2 separate regions of the Homo sapiens genome follow, and region 2 is linked to region 1. The links are chromatin contacts, found by Hi-C or POLR2A ChIA-PET in ENCODE. All regions are on one chromosome and are shown on one strand. The core of a region is the stretch at or near the end of the contact, and the rest is flanking DNA. Distances in the headings are between cores, read along the strand shown.

What was found. A loop is a pair of places that touch in the nucleus more often than their neighbours do. ChIA-PET counts read pairs that join two places held with the same protein, here RNA polymerase II (POLR2A). Pooled maps may share reads with other maps.
Region 2: a pooled map shows a loop between it and region 1 (5-fold over the local background). The contact joins two enhancer-like sites. A Hi-C loop is called at or near these places in 4 of 50 pooled maps. POLR2A ChIA-PET finds 5 or more read pairs at or near these places in 2 of 52 experiments (activated B cell and common myeloid progenitor, CD34-positive).

Annotation. Positions count from the first base shown.
Region 1 is chr10:12,121,525-12,126,664 of GRCh38, forward strand. It overlaps DHTKD1 (dehydrogenase E1 and transketolase domain containing 1), which reads left to right. Exons shown (of 17, transcript NM_018706.7): 17 at 1-1,697. Among named protein-coding and RNA genes, the nearest start is that of SEC61A2, 5.6 kb to the right of the region's middle. RefSeq lists enhancers at 115-254, 315-364, 1,105-1,194. Within about 2 kb of position 1,252, at least 4 of the 41 ENCODE cell types and tissues checked have a DNase peak (open chromatin) inside an H3K27ac peak, as active enhancers do.
Region 2 is chr10:12,403,161-12,408,175 of GRCh38, forward strand. The region is part of intron 1 of CAMK1D (calcium/calmodulin dependent protein kinase ID); the gene reads left to right. Among named protein-coding and RNA genes, the nearest start is that of CAMK1D, 56 kb to the left of the region's middle. RefSeq lists a silencer at 1,858-1,907 and an enhancer at 2,038-2,147. Within about 2 kb of position 2,516, at least 3 of the 41 ENCODE cell types and tissues checked have a DNase peak (open chromatin) inside an H3K27ac peak, as active enhancers do.

The DNA of each region.
Region 1 (5,140 bases), core at 2-2,501:
TTAGGCGGCTGGATCACCTGAGGTCAGGAGTTCAAGACCAGCCTGGTCAACGTGGTGAAACGCCGTTTCTACTAAAAATATGAAAATTAGTTGGGTGTGGTGGCATGCGCTTGTAGTCTCAGCTACTCCGGAGGCTGAGGCAGGAGAATTGCTTGAACCTGGAAGGCAGAGGTTGCAGTGAGCCGAAATGGCGCCACTGTACTCCAACCTGGGCGACAGAGCAAGACTCCATCTCATAAATTAAAAGGAAAGTATGATAGTGTTATGGATTTTAGCTCTGAGTGAGCTGGAAAACTAGGTCATTATCTAGATGATTTCAGACTTGACCCTAATTGACCATATATGACCAGGAAACACTTCTGAGTTTACAGCTCCGTGGAGATGACCTCAACACTGCCTCTTGATTTGTTTGATGCATGTCACTTTCATTAATTTTCCCCCTCCTTTTTGAAAGTCCTGTGGCAGTACTAATATTTTCATTTTATGTAATCTCTGGTGCTGCTTTCCAGTCACTGTATGAAGTGTCTCCCCAACACTAGCAAATCTAGGTCCTACTAAATACAAATCTCTGGGTGGATGATCTTCTAGTACTGTATTTTTAAATTAAGGAGTTTTAGTTATAATGAAATTGATTTGTAGTCTGTTTTGCCGTAAACTTGTTTTTCTTTAAATTGTTCTTACAGTGATATCTTACTATTTTTAACTGTCTGGGGTTTCTGATATGGGGATTTCAGCCCCTGGTTAATCAGTCTTGTCCCTACAAGTCCCTGATGCAGTATGTTTATTTGTGATGTTTAAAGAACATTTCTTGGCTGGGCGCTGCGGCTTGCGCCTGTAATCTCAGCACTTTGGGAGGCTGAGATGGGTGGATCACCTGAGGTTGGGAGTTCGAGACCAGCCTGACAAAACATAGTGAAACCCCGTCTCTACTAAAAATACAAAAATTAGCTGGGCGTGGTGGTGGGTGTCTGTAATCCCAGCTATTCGGGAGGCTGAGGCAGGAGAATCGCTTGAACCCAGGAGGTGGAGGTTGCAGTGAGCTGAGATCCTGCCACTGCACTCCAGTCTGGGTGACAGAGCAAGACTCCATCTCAAAAAATAAATAAATAGAAAGAGAGAGAGAGGAAAAAAAAAGAAAAGAACACTTCTTTATTTGAGGGACTTTCCCAACACCAGGTGCTTGGGGATTTCTTAGAGATCACCAACCGACTCCCTCACTGTGAAATTAAACCAAGTACTGGAAACGTAACTAAACAGCGAACCATGTAGCTTCACCTGACTCAGTGCTGGGGGCCTCTACCATCTACTGTGCTTGTGTCATGATGCTTTTTCTCTGAAGTGGTGTGGGAAGTACCAGGGGACTGGCAGAAGCCCAGGCCCTCTCTACTTTTACCAGCAACTGATCATGTCTTTCAGAATCCATGTACATATAGGCTGTTCTAGCCACAGTGGTAGATTTATGATTCACATCCGAAAGTGTGCCTTAGTTATCAATTTAACATTTCTCTAGTATTCATATCCCTTTTCTTACCATATACCTCAGTGTATCCTTCCTGTGTCAAGCCTTATAAATCATGTAATTTAGTGCCACTCATGTAAATCAGTAAAATCACAAAGGTCTATTTAATGAAAACGATTTACCAATGTTGTTTTTTTTTAACAAGAAAAAAAATAAAAGCACATTGTCATTTTTTTTCCTCAGGACTCCTGGACTTCTTGAATTAAAAGATTTCAAAAGTCTAAGCACAAAAATGAGATGGAAGATTAGATCTTTGTAAAAGGTTAGTTTAGGCTGGGCGTGGTAGCTCACGCCTGTAATCACAGCACTGTGGGAGGTCAAGATGGGTGCATCACCTGAGGTCAGGCATTCGAGACTAGCCTGGCCAACATGGCTAAACCCCGTCTCTTACTAAAAATATAAAAATTAGCAGGGCATGGTGGTGCATGCCTGTAATCCCAGCTACTTGGGAGGCTGAGGCAGGAGAATCACTTGATCTCGGGAGGCGGAGGTTGCAGTGAGCCGAGATTGCACCACTGTACTCCAGCCTGGGTGACAGAGCGGGACTCTGTCTCAAAAAATAAAAGGTTACTTTAAATCTCTCCGAATTTCTTTTGAGACAGAGTCTCACTTTGTCGCCCAGGCTGGAGTGGTGCGATCTCAGCTCACTGCAACCTCCACCTCCTGGGTTCAAAAGATTTTCCTGCCTCAGCCTCCCGAGTAGCTGGGACTACAGGTACGTGCCACAGCCAGTTTTTTGTATTTTTAGCAGAGATGGCGTTTCACCATGTTAGCTAGGATGGCCTTGATCTCCTGACCTCATGATCCGCCCACCTTGGCCTCCCAAAGTGCTGGGTTTACAGGCGTGAGCCACTGTGACTGGTGGATCTCTCCAAATTTCTAATTTTACACCTCACAGTCTGTTCATGGTTTCTTTTTATGTCTTCTCTAACTCGAGTCATGAAATGTGTCTTCTGTTGGCTTAACCTTTCTACTCTCAATCACTACTGCAACATGGATCAGCATTTTACATTCCCTTGCAGGGAGGGACCATTTGAGGAATTCCAAATCAAATACTCATTACTTTTTTTCCCTTAAAAATTTAGTAGGCCAGGCGTGGTGGCTCATGCTTGTAATCCCGGCACTTTGGGAGGCTAAGGTGGGCAGATCACCTGAGGTCAGGAGTTTGAGACCAGTGTGGCCAACCTGGTGAAAGCCTGTTTCTACTAAAAAATACAAAGATCAGCCAGGCGTTGTTGCGCATGCTTGTAGTCCCAGCTACTTGAGAGGCTGAGGCAGGAAATCACTTGAACTACTCCAGCATGGGCAACAGAGCAAGACTCCATCTCAAAAAAAAAAAAAAAAAGTGTAAAAGGGATAGTATTTTTATTGTCAACCAAGGAATTATTAAAAAATAATAAAATTTCAAAGGTAATATAGTCAGTCTAAAGATGTCTAAGCTTCATAGTATTTTTCCCAAATAGCATGTGTATGCAAGACACAGAAAAGCTAAGCAAAATAGTTATTATTCTCACTAAAAAATTTTTTATTTTACTAAGAATAATTTGTCATTTCAGACAAAACTAACATTTTTCCATGGTTGCTACTATTTCTACTTCTTGAATACCCAATTTAAGGTTTAGTCCTCATTGAACATTAAAATGGCATAGATAGATATAAATAATAGATATAAATAAGATACAAGTATAAAGTTACTAAGGTTTTCTTTTTTTCTTTTGAGACCAAATCTCGCTCTGTGGCCCAGGCTGGAGGGCAGTGGTGCGATCCTGGCTCACTGCAACCTCCGCCTTTCTAGTTCAAGTGATTCTGTGTCAGCGTTAGGCCGCTTTGGCCTCTTAAAGTGCTGAGATTACAGGCGTGAGCCACCACACCTGGCCCTTTTACAAAATTGAAGAAATGAAAGGGTTACCCCGCCCAAAAAAAAAAAAAAAAAGATTACACTGGAAGGAAGTCACAGATTAAGGATCAAGACTGTTGAGTCTTTAGGTTCCAAAAGCTTCACCTACATTTTTCTTATATGTATTTGGATATTAAAGAAAATAAGTTACATATACACCATGGAATATTATTCAGCCATTTAAAAAAAATAAAATCTTGTCATTTGTAGCAACATGGATGGAACTGGAAGTCATCATGTTACGTGAAGTAAGTCAAGCACAGAAAGACAAAACTTGGATATTCTCACTCACATGGGAGCTTAAAAAGTGGATTTTGGCCAGGCGCGGTAGCTCATGCCTGTAATCCCAGCCCCTTGGGAGGCCAAGGCGGGTGGATCACCTGAGCTCAGGAGTTTGAGACCAGCCTGGCCAAGAGGGTGAAACCCTGTCTCTACTAAAAATACAAAAAATTAGCCGGGCGTGGTAGCGGATGCCTGTAAATCCCAGCTACTGGGGAGGCTGAGGCAGGAGAATTGCTTGAACCCAGGAGGCAGAGGTTGCAGTGAGCTGAGATCATGCCATTTCACTCCAGCCAAGGTGACAAGAGCAAGACTCCATCTCAAAAAAAAAAAAAAAAAAGTGGATCTCATGAAGATAGAGAGTAGATCGGTGGTATCAGAGGTCGGGAGGGGAAGGGGTGGGGTGATGAAAAGAAGTAGATTAATGGGTACAAATATATGGTTGGATAGAAGAAATAAGACCTACTGTTAGATGGATCGGTAGGTGACCATAGTTTAATCAGTAGGTGACCATAGTTTACAATATCTACTATACATTGTGAAATAGCTAGAGGAGAATTCAAATGGTTCTATCATAAAGAAAAGACAAATATTTAAGGTGATGGATATCCCAAATACACCAATTTGATATTTACAAATTATATGAATGTATTAAATTATCACATGCACCTTGAAAGTATGTACATCTAGCATTCATCAATTAAAAAACCCCAAAAGCTCTTACTCTATAGAAATAGTAATTCATTGTCATTTTATTTAAATCTGATAAAGCACAATCTAAAGCAGACTCCTTTCCTCACTGCTAATTGCAATTTTATTTATTTATTTATTTATTTAGAGACGGAGTCTCACTCTGTCCCCCAGGCTGGAGTGCACTGGCACGATTACGGCTCACTGCAGCCGCGAATTCCTGGGCTCAAGTGATCGTCCCATCTCAGCCTCCCAAGTAGCTAGAAGTAACGTGCCTGCCACTATGCCCTGCTAATTAAACAAATTTTTTTTCTTGTAGAGACGACGTCTTGCTATATTGCCCAGGCTGGTCACAAACTCCTGGCCTTAAATGATTTTCCCGCCTTGTCCTCCCAAAGTGCTGGGATTACAGGCATGAGCCACCACACCCAGTCTAATTTTTAAAAATTATTTAAGTCAGACCAGTGGCGTGTACCTGTAGTCCCAGCAACTCCAGAGGCTTAGGTGAGAAGATCCTTTGCGCCAAGGACTTTGAGGCTGCAGTGAGCTATGATCTCACCACTGCACTCCAGCTTGGGTGACAGAGTGAGATCCATACTGTGAAAAATAATAATACATAAAAAATTAAACAGGGCGCACAGTGGCCCATGCCTGTAATCCCAGCTCTTTGGGAGGATAAGGAAGGCAGAGTGCTTGAACTGGGGAGGCATAGGTTGCAATGAGCCGATACAGTGCCACTTCACTTCAGCCTGGGT
Region 2 (5,015 bases), core at 1,266-3,765, 280 kb after region 1:
TGCGATCTGAGGACCACGTTGGACACGTGAAGCCAGATGCAGTGAAAAGTTGTGAGCTGGTGTTTGAAAGTGATTTACAACAAGTTGGCATCCGCTTGCCAGCTTGTGTTCACATGGACATCTGCCCTGCAGAACTGCAGAATGGCTTAGAACACCGGTTCTGGTTTCAGGTGGACGTTGTTCACCCCTTCATGGGTGTGGGACCTTGGGTGAGTCCTCGCTCCGTGCCCACCTGTCTTTCTTGGATAAAGGTGATAATCGATCCCACTTTACTTGTGAGGATTCAGTGAGATGATTGATGATGTTTCTTAGCTCAGTTTCCAGAAGAGTGGGCACTCAAAAAATTGTCTCTTGAAGTATTTACATGAACAGCTATTCTATAAAGACTCAAAATTTACTATTGAATGTAAATCTGGGATGCAGAATTGGTTTTTTAGGTGATTTATTTTTCATTTATGAAGGCGTGCACCATAGAATTCCTGCAGAGAATGGGGATAGAAACCTCCCTGTTAATGCATTTAAAAATATTTGATTTGCAAAAAATTCAGTATACTTTAAAATAATTTTATTAATAATAATTTGTATTGTAACAACTATATTGTATAATGCATTGAACTTCTAAGTGTGTTTTTTCCCCCATCAGCATCTCAACTGTTCTTCCATAATAGGCCTTGAAGTAGGGTGGTTGTTTTGGCCCTGATGTTACCATTGCAGACGTGAGACTCATCCATGTCACAGAGCAGGTCCCTGGTTTCCCAGTTCTTGATATCTTGTGGCAGGTGGTAGTACTGGGGCCAATTGAAAACTTTCCTGTTGCTTTTGGAAAAAAAAAAAAGAAAAAAGATAAAAGAGACAAAAATGGGCATGTAGTTTTTTGAGCTTTTCTTTTTCTTTTTTTTTTTGAGACTGAGTTTCGCTCTTGTTGCCCCAGCTGGAGTGCAATGGTGTGATCTCACCTCACCGCAACCTCCGCCTCCCAGGTTCAAGTGATTCTCCTGTCTCAGCCTTCCCAGTAGTTGGGATTACAGGTGTCCGCCACCGCGCCCAGCTAATTTTGTATTTTTAGTAGAGGTAGGGTTTCTCCATATTGGTTGGGCTGGTCTCGAACTCCTGACTTCAGGTGATCCGCCCACCTTGGCCTCCCAGAGTGCTGGGATTACAGGCGTGAGCCCCTGCGCCCGGCCTTATTTGAGCTTTTCTAAAAGCAAGAAATTGAGGAAGAAACTCCTAACTGGGCAAATCCAGACCTTTTCTTAGTATCTTCAGAGAATATACAGTTGTGTCTAATTCTTTTTGGAAATATGGTATGCCTTATAAATAGGTACACCTTAATTAGTTGCAAAGATTTAAACAAGTGTAGGAAAGCTAGGAGAGAAAGCTGTTTGTTACTGTTCATTATGTATTGTACAGGGTGATGCTGAGATTGAGTTATTCTTGGTATGAATAACTTCCTTTGAAAGTTAGAATGATAGAGTTTTAGAACGTAAGGGACCTTAGATTTTAATCCGTAATGACCAAGAAAACTGTGTTTTTAAAAATTTTTTTTTTTTTTGAGATGGAGTCTCACTCTGTCACCCAGACCGGAGTGCAGTGGCATGATCTCAGCTCCCTGCAACCTCTGCCTCGTGGGTGATTCTCGTGCCTCAGTCTCACGAGAAGCTGGGACTGCAAGCATGCGCCACCACACCTGGCTAATTTTTGTATTTTTAGTAGAAATGGGGTTTCTCCATGTTGGTCGGGCTGGTCTTGAACTCCTGACCTCCATCCGCCTGCCTCAGCCTCCCAAAGTGCTGGGATTATAGACATGAGCCACCGCGCCTGGCTGGAAAACTGTATTTTTGAGCATTAAGTAATTTCCTTTAAATTTTTGTTGATAAAGGAGAGACCCAGCTGCCAAAGAGGCTTCTGTTCTGGGGGTAAGACTGGTCACTGCATGTTGAATTGACATCATTCAACCAAATGTGGTTTAGCCTGAGCCATCGTATTGTGGGTAAATGTGTAGTTTCTGTTGTGTCTTTGGAAATTCTAAAAATAGGCACTCCCCATACCTCCTTCTGGGGGTTTCCACAGCTGGCTTCAGCCCAGCCAGCTCATTTTGCAGACCTAAAGCGTTTAAGTTCCATGCCCATGGTCAGAGATGTGGGGACTTTGTAAAGTAATATTTCATCTCTAGTGCAGACATAATGCCCAGGAAACAGTTGCACTCATCAGCGAGCCTCGGAGTCATGTTCTTTATGGGTGACACAGTGATACAGCTGTAATATGCACCATGTTCAGTCCAGAGACAGGCAGTGAACTAACGAGAAAACTCCGCTGTTTGCTTAGACTTTCTGTGTATTGACTCAATGCCCACATTACTAAGCGCCCGTCTTTAAAAATTAGCCACAGTCTAGCACGTATAAACAGATAGGACAATTAACACCTGAAATTGTCTTGTTATATAAGTGAAACCAGTGAAACGTCATTAATCAAGACCCTCATACATTTGGAATGCCAAGTGACAGTCAACAGGGTTAGACCGAAGTTGGCTGGAGCCAGTATCTATGAGACAGGAGTTTGTTGAGCAAACCCGTGATATCAGCATGACATGGTCATATTGTTTAATCTGCTTTACAAGAACAAACACTTAGCTTTAATATTGGCATGCGTTGTTAAACATTTATTACAAGTACTTCTTATCAGGACCAACGAGACTTCTGCTTAGCAATAATTTGCCAGCCCTTTAAAGTTGTTTATGAATTTCAGAGCACTTAAATGGCGTTTTTATGTGAAGGTTTTGAAATCGACGGGAGAAAGGGCAAATGCGAGCATCTGATTTGTTTGTACCAGTGCTGCTTGGAAGAGGACTGGGCTTTGAGGAGACACTCAGCATTTCTTGTCGCGTGTAGGATTGAATGGGTGCATCAATCAAATGGTGCTGGGATTAGCGGTTGGCTTGTTGGGAAGAAAACAGCTCATTGTGTTTCTCAGTGGCAGTTCCATTGGCACCACAGCCAAGATGATCTTTCCTTGCTCAGGTTTGTGCTGTGCACTCCGGACATTCAGCTTCCCTGACTCCTACCCCGTGGAAGTTTGTTTCTGACTTGTTTCCAGATACCCCTGGGGAAACAGCTCCCTCCCTGGTTCAGGACCGTCATGTCGCGCCAAACACCAAAACAAATTCCAGGTATTAGAAAGTTCAGTGTAAAAACCCATAAAACAAGAAGAAAATACTAGTTAATATCTGGCAAAAGCTTTTTATTGTTATTGTTTTTTTAATTAAGCTGTTGGCCAGATGTGGTGGCTCATGCCTGTAATCCCAGCACTTTGGGAGGCTGAAGTGGATCATTTGAGCTCAGGAGTTCGAGACCAGCCTGGGCAACATAGGAAGACCCTGTCTCTACAAAAAACAAAAAACAAACCCTCCACAAAAATTATCAGGGCATGGTGGTGCAAGTCTGTAGTCTCAGCTGCTTGGGAGGCTGAGGCACAAGAATTGGTTGAGCCGGGGAGGCGGAGGTTGCAGTGAGCCAAGATCACGCCACTACACTCCAGCCTGGGTGACAAAATGAGACCCTGTCTCAAAAAAAAAAAAAAAAAAAAAAAAAAAAAATCAAGGTATTGAACTCTGTAAAGTCATGCGTCCAAATCTCCCTGGGCATCCTCCATTGCTGCGTAATAAGTCTGTGCCTCCAGTTGTCCTTATGTGGGCTATTCTAGCTCTTTCCCTTACAGTACAACTTGTTCCCCATTTTCTCTGACCTTTTATAGAGGAGATCGAGGCCACCTAGGGTGACGTCACTGCTTCACATCTTGATACCGCAGACTTGCTTTCTTTCTAGGGAAGGCTCCCTCTGCTGCACTTCCAAGAGTCCTGCTCCTTCAGACCCCACCCCCATGCCAATTTCCATTTTGCCTTCTCCTCTTCCTCTGTCCCTGCTGCCTATCACCCTCCTTATACTGTAAAATGCCCCTCTCATCTCCATCTTCCTGCACAGCCACCCTCCAGCCTCTCTCATGCCCTGCGTTCATGGCCAGACCTCTCCATGACTTCTTTCAGTCCAGGCTTGAGGAACCCAGGGCAGGAGGCCTGGCAGGGCGGGCAGAGCCGCCGTGAGGACTGGACTCAGTTGCCCATGGGATCCTGTCACCCAGCCCCAGCTTAAAACCCAGAAGCTCCCACTGCCAGGGGAAGGGAACTCCAGGAAATCATACCAGCCTTCCTTTTCACATTTCTTTCCTCACCATCCCCTACCTCAAGCTAGAAGTTTCCTTCTCACTGAAGCGTCTCTGGGAACGCCCCCATGGTTGCCTTCTCCCCCATCCCTGTCTGCTCTGCTGAGCCACAGTGTTGTCTTCTCTGACTCTAGGTCCCTTCTCTCCAGCTCCCTCCTCCATTACTTCATGGTAGCCCCTTCTTCTGGAAGCCTCTCTGAGACCCTGAGGGCAGGGAGTAACCAGCTCCTGCAATACAGTCTTCATCCAAGGATGGAGAAAGAGCTGGTTGAGCTGGTTGATTGAATATGAAATCTAGGAGGAGATTTACTTTCCCATTTCCAGCTGTGGTCCAAGTTGACCAGCATCATCCAAATAGGTGATTTGCTTGAGCATTTTACAATGATTCAAGCTCTAGGTACTTCCCCCCCGGGAAACACATATCCTGGGAAAAATGAAAACAAATTCCTCCTCAAGGGTGTGATTGGCTGACTCTTTTTTTTTTTTCTTTTTTTTTTTTTGAGAGAGACTCTCACTCTGTCACCCAGGCTGGAGTGCAGTGGTGCAATCTTGGCTCACTGCAGCCTCCACCTCCTGTGTTCAAGTGATCCTACTGCCTCAGCCTCCTGAGTAGCTGGGATTACAGGTGTGTCCCACCACGCCCAGCTAATTTTTATATTTTTAGTAGAGACGGTGTTTTACCATGTTGGCCAGGCTGGTCTCAAACTCCTCACCTCACGTGATCCACCCACCTTGGCCTCCCAGAGTGCTGGGATTACAGGCATAAGCCACCGCGCCTGGCCTCTTTCATTTTCTTTTTT